Regions from separate parts of the Homo sapiens genome. Here region 1 is linked to region 2. Evidence: chromatin loops called from intact Hi-C (ENCODE). Cell type or tissue: GM12878. All regions are shown on one strand. Each heading gives the region's core, and the rest is flanking DNA. Links, peaks and the distances in the headings are about the cores only. Region 1 has its middle 99 kb from the start of TMEM17. Region 2 has its middle 140 kb from the start of MIR5192.

The links. Hi-C counts contacts between places; a loop is a spot of excess contacts. Peaks named below come from ENCODE experiments on the same cell type or tissue, not always from the same donor. Only the 100,000 strongest peaks of a DNase experiment are listed, where the experiment ranks them.
Region 1: a loop joins it to region 2, with 4 times the contacts of the local background. A loop is called at or near these places in 5 of 110 quality-filtered maps.

The regions. Positions count from the first base shown.
Region 1 is chr2:62,405,393-62,408,307 of GRCh38, reverse strand. No RefSeq gene overlaps it. Among named protein-coding and RNA genes, the nearest start is that of TMEM17, 99 kb to the left of the region's middle. RefSeq lists an enhancer at 151-200. In GM12878, for the core only: no CTCF peak of the experiment used is centred there; a DNase peak (open chromatin) is centred at 1,507; H3K27ac peaks cover 1,422 bases.
Region 2 is chr2:62,347,259-62,350,173 of GRCh38, reverse strand. No RefSeq gene overlaps it. Among named protein-coding and RNA genes, the nearest start is that of MIR5192, 140 kb to the right of the region's middle. In GM12878, for the core only: no CTCF peak of the experiment used is centred there; DNase peaks (open chromatin) are centred at 1,253 and 2,133; H3K27ac peaks cover 2,500 bases.

The sequences.
Region 1 (2,915 bases), core at 136-2,635, 58 kb before region 2:
ACATCCTTACAACACAGCAGCTGGCTTCCATAGTGAGCAGCCCAAGGCAGAAACTAATGCAGGCTAATCACCGTGTCTTTCTTAAGCTAGCCTCGAAGGCATATGCCATCACTTCTGCTGTACTTGTGGGCCATGCAGACCGACCCTGATGCAATGTGGCAGGAGACCATTCAAGGGCCTGAAAACCAGGAGATCAGGATCACTGAGAAACTGGCTACAACAGGCTTTCAGTTCCCCTCCCAGAAGAATGTTCACCTGCGTACTGGCCCAGGTGTCAGCCAGGCTCAGGCACACACTGGAGAAGCCCCTCAGACTGAAAACCCAATGGGCTGGGGTGGGATTCAGTGCTGCTACCAACTGCCTCAGCCTGCCTCCTCGGTGAACACTGTACCCACTCAGAATCGGGCAAGACATCCCCATGGTGGAATAAGAGCTCTGAGCACTGGGTGGGAGAAGCATTGGCCTCTTGGGACCCTCTCTAAGACTGGGAAAGGAAGACTTCACACCAAAAAAATTCCTAAGAGAAAGAACAGAAGGGAAACAAGCGACTGTCAGTAGGTGGAGCTGGGGGGCGGTGGGGGCTGGAACTTGATGGGGTGGGGCACCTGCTGCAGGCTTCAGGGAGAAGATAGGGCCTGAGTTCAGTCCTGAGCACCAAACCTAGACATGATGAACTACAGTCAGCCTCCCAGTGATTCACGCTGTTTCATGCTCCCAGCCAGTGCCCACGCTGTCCTCTCCAGCAGGAATACCTCTCCCGGTTCCTCCCATTCTTCTTGACTCCATTATGTTCCTCCAGACTCAGCTCAAGGTGCTCCACCTCCAAGCTGTCTCTGACACCTTCCCATCAGATGCAGCTGTCTGCCTCCGTGTCTCAAAGCATCCTTACGCTTCCATCATGCTTGATATCATTGCTTCCTCCCCACTAGATTTTAACCTCCTTGAGGGCAGGTGATAATGTCAGACTCAAATCACATGGTGCCTAGCACAGTGCCTGTTGTGTACTCAGCAGTAAATATATGTTTGAGAAGGAAAGGAGGGAGAAGAGGAAGGAAGAGAAGGATGGATTCAGGAGACAGAAAATAACTCATCATCTATCTTTCTCCCCTTCATTCCCCAAGAGTGGGACTTCAAGCATTACCAGAGCTGTTAGCTAGAACCACTTCCCCCGTCCCCGCCATGTGAAAAATAAGCTGCACAGTCCTAGTCTGAGTTCTATAACATGCCGTTTGAGAAACAGCTTTTGGTTACTGAAAGCAGGCAACAAAAGTGGACGGGAGGAGTCTGTGTTCCCAGGATATGCTGACTTTGCTGGAGAAACCTGAGGTTAATAACAGATGGAAAGCACCCCATGGTAACAATCTTTGTGGGAAAATCTTGTGACCATCAAGTTCCCTGAAAGCAGTCAGCAGTGCCTCAGGAAGACCGAATTTCTGTGAGTAAAGTGACTCAAGGCCATGACATGGGGTCACCCCAGAATGAGATCAGTCTTTTAGAAGTAATCACCAGGGACTGAAGGTTCCGGGTCACCTGATTTCCCCTGGAGTTGCCTGAGGCCACCCTCTGCCCTCACTATCCAAACCTCACAGTGACCAACCTCTGCCACCTCTGGGTGCATATTAGACCTCTGGGTAGCCACAGCCACTCCCTTGAGTTCTGTTTCCACTTCTGTTAAACATTAACTGATGTATTGTTTTGGTTTAGTTTTTTTCTGCTTGCAAAGACTTCATGTGCCCAAAATGAATTAGCCATACTTCTTGGTTCAAGGCATGGCGTCTTTGTTGGTATGCGCTGGACTCAATTGTATTTTAGTTAACCTTATTTTTTGGCCCCCTTCAGCCCATCCCCAATCTCGTTTTTCTCCTCTTACCACAGGACCCATTCCCGTGATTTTTGTGTGTCTTCCCTCCCAATCTGTAGTTTGATTTGCACGCAGGTCTGAGATTGGTGTTATTTTGCGCATATTTTTAAAATATGTGGGCCGGGCACCGTGGCTCATGCCTGTAATCCCAGCACTTTGGGAGGCCAAAGCGGGCAGATCACGAGGTCAGGAGATCGAGACCATCCTGGCTAAAATGGTGAAACCCCGTCCCTACTAAAAATACAAAAAATTAGCCAGGCGTGGTGACACACGTCTGTAATCCCAGCTACTCGGAAGGCTGAGGCAGGAGAATCGCTTGAACCTGGGAGGCAGAGGTTGCAGTGAGCCAAGATCGCACCACTGCACTCCAGCCTGGGTGACAGAGCGAGACTCCGTCTCAAAAAAAAATAAAATAAAATAAATAAAATAAATAAAAATATGTGTAAGTGGTCTTTGGTATACATCTCATTCTGCTTCTCACCCTTTTCCAGTCAAAGTTATGTTTTTGAGATTGATCCAAGTGGATGTGACCAGAGCATTCCTTTTATCTGCTGAATTATTATCATCATTTGCATATAACACATTTTATCTATTTTCCTATTAGTAAATTTCTAGGTATTTTCAAATCGTCCCTATTACAAACAATTCTGCAATGGACATCCTCTTACATGTTTTGTAAGAGTTTCTCTGGGCTCAGTATCTAGGAGTGGATGGAACTGCTGGGTGGGAAGATCTGTCTGTATTTAGTTTCTCTTACTATTTCTAAACTTCTTCCCAGAAAGGTTATACTGGATGACATTCCCAGAGGGTTTCTGTTTTCCTTCACCTTTGGCAGTACTTGATATTATCCAAGTTTTTAATATTTGCCAATCTGATAGGTATAAGCTCTACAGCTACATCTTAACCACACTCTCCTGGTTTTCCTTCCCATCCCTGCCTGTTTCCCCAAAGTCTCAGCCTGTTCTGTTCTCACTCCCTCAGGGAAGGCACATAATGGCAGAGAGCAGGAGGCAGGAGAGAGAAGTGTTTCTTTCTGGCTTTTGAGTTTTAAAAC
Region 2 (2,915 bases), core at 238-2,737:
GCATGGCAAGTCAGTATGCCGACACACCAGGTTGCAGCAGAGGAAGAGGTTTAATCATAGGACAGCCAAATGGGATCTCAAATCTCCCTGAGGAGTTTGGGGCTAGGGTTTTTAAGGATTTTGGAGTGGGCCCAAGTGTGGAGATTGTTTGGCTGAATGCAGGGTGAAGTGATGAGACACGGAGGTAAGGAGAGTGTATTATTGTGCTGATTCAGTTCCTCCGTGGGGGTCTTTAAATTGGTTGGCATCATTGTTTTGCTGGAATTCAGAATCTGCTAAAGCAGTTTTTAAACAAAAGTCTTAACCTCTGAAAAGGAACATTGGGGATGTAAATGGTAAGCGTCTAGTGCTACATAAGTGACTTAAGGTTACAAAGAAGTGAGTCAAAGCACAGCCTGATTAATGCTTAATTTTTTTTTTTTTTTGAGACTGAGTTTCAATCTTGTTGCCCAGGCTAGAGTGCAATGGTACAGTCTCGGCTCACTGCAACCTCCACCTCCCAGGTTCAAATGATTCTCCTGTCTCATCCTCCCAAGCAGCTGGGATTACAGGTGCCCGCCATCGCACCCGGCTAATTTTTGTATTTTTTTAGTGCAGACAGGGTTTCACTATGTTGGCCAGGCTGGTCTCGAACTCCTGACCTCAGGTGATCCACTTGCCTTAGCTTCACCAAAGTGCTGGGATTACAGACATGAACCACCACACCCGATAATGCTTAATTATAACTATATTTCTGGCCAAAATTCTTGTTAACCCTGTAAGGATGGCTTCAATAAAAGACAAAGAACGGCAACAGAAGAAAAGATAATAAGAAATCAAGAAGAAGTTAGAAGAACGTGAAAAACCTAAAGTGCTAACACCAGAAAAAACAGCAGATAAATCGCAACTAAAGAAATCACAGAAGAAGTCAGATCTCGAATTAGCAAAATAAACCTTTGGTGTTAATAACACAGTTTATGAAATAGATAGCTACGAACCTCTTTAAGAGATAACTTCAGAGTTTGGAAAGTTACTAAAGACAAAAATTACACAGTATGAAAAGTAACTATATTACACCAGTTTTTTCAAGCCTCAGTTTGGGATGAGTGTATTTCATCAGAAATTGATGACTTGCAGTGAAAAACAGAAGCAAGAAAAGCAAAGCCAAAAAGAAGAAAGGTGTGTTTCCCAGAGGGAGATTAAAGGCTACCATGAGAGACAATCTGTGTGGTGGTTATGGTGGAGGATAGATAGTATAAGACTTCATGTGACATTTTACCTTAAATAACAAAACCCAGAAAAACCACAATGAGATCTCATTTCGTGCCCACTAGAATAGCTATTATTGGGGCTCAGAACACAATATCTCCAATTATGGTGCTTTAGCATTGTAGGGGCCAAGGGGAACCCATTGGCCCTTTGAAGGTTTCCCTTGGCCCTCTGAAGATTCACCAAAAAATCACTGATATGAGGCAGATTAATAGGAGAAAAGGCATGCACATTTATTTAACATGTCTACATGGGAGCTGTTAGCATGAAGACCCAAAGATACAAGGACAATTATAATTTTTATGCTTAGATTTAAAAAAGTATGGACAGCTGTATAGAAATATGATTGGACAAGAAGGTATGATCTAAATAAGTGGGAAAACCCATCAAGGCCTCTCTGTCTAGATTTTTCTTGGCCTCTGACCACTTATTCCTTCCTTCTGAGTATGAGACAGAGTCCTGTCTGGAAAGGGACTCTTATGACCTACAGTCAAACAAGGTAGGTCAGGGTAATTTCTTATTTTATTTTAATTTTTAAAATAGAGATGGGGTCTTGTTATGTTGCCCAGGCTGGTCTTGAACTCCTGGCCTCAAGGAATCCTCCTACCTCAGCCTCCTAAACTGCTTGGATTATAGGTGTTAGCCACCACACCTGGCCCAGATAATTTCTTTATGTCCAGTTTTTACATGGAAAGGTGGAGGAAATTAGAGTAATATTTAGATAATTTACATATTATCTAATTATTTTGGTGATAATTGGAGTAAATTAGAGTAATATTTTTAGGTTTTATGACTAGCTCTGGGGAAAAAGGGTTCTGGTTTCGATGACCTGCCTTGGGGAAGAGAGATTCTAGTTTCTATGGCTGGCCTCTGGGGAGAATGGGACTGAGAGACAGGAGAGCATGAGAAGGTCAGAGGAAACTTTTTGTTTCTGAGGCTGCTGCTGATACAGGAGTTAAGAAGAAATTACTTAGGTAGATAGTGAGGGTACAGGAGACCACAGTAAGGTTTTCCTTTTAATGAAAAGCAGCCCCCAAATCATTCTCTTTTCTAACGAAGAGCAACCTGTAAAATCGAGCTGCAGACATAGACAAGCTGGAAGCTTGTACAGGTGAATGCTAGCAGTCGTGCTAATAGGAAAAGGCTACCTGGGACTAGCCATGTTCAAAATGGCGGCTTCTCTTTGCCAAACCATGTGTACAGTAAGGAAAAGACAATATGGCACCAGCCAGGGAAAGACTTCATTTGCATAATAAAATAAGGGTGGGGTGACCAGCCTTCCCCTCAAGCTATGCAAACGTCACACCTGGTCCAACCAATCTGTGGGCCCTACGTAAATCAGACACCACCTCCTCAAGCCTGCCTATAAAATCTGGCTTAGTCCCCCATGGGCCGACTTTTCCCTTTCGGATGTCCCCTCTTCCTCACAAGAGAAAGAGCTGCTCTCCCTTCTCTTTCTTTTGCCTGTTAAACCTCTGCTCCTAAACTCACTCTTCGTGTGTGTCTGTGTCCTTTATCTTCTTGACGCCAGACGACAGACCCTAGGTATTTACCCCAGACAACAATGCCCCTTCACTGCTAAGGTCTTCTTCTTGGGGTATTGTTTTCTGAGTCTCAACAGCATGGCAAGTACTTTGAACTAAAAGAGCTTGGAAGGATCTCAGAAG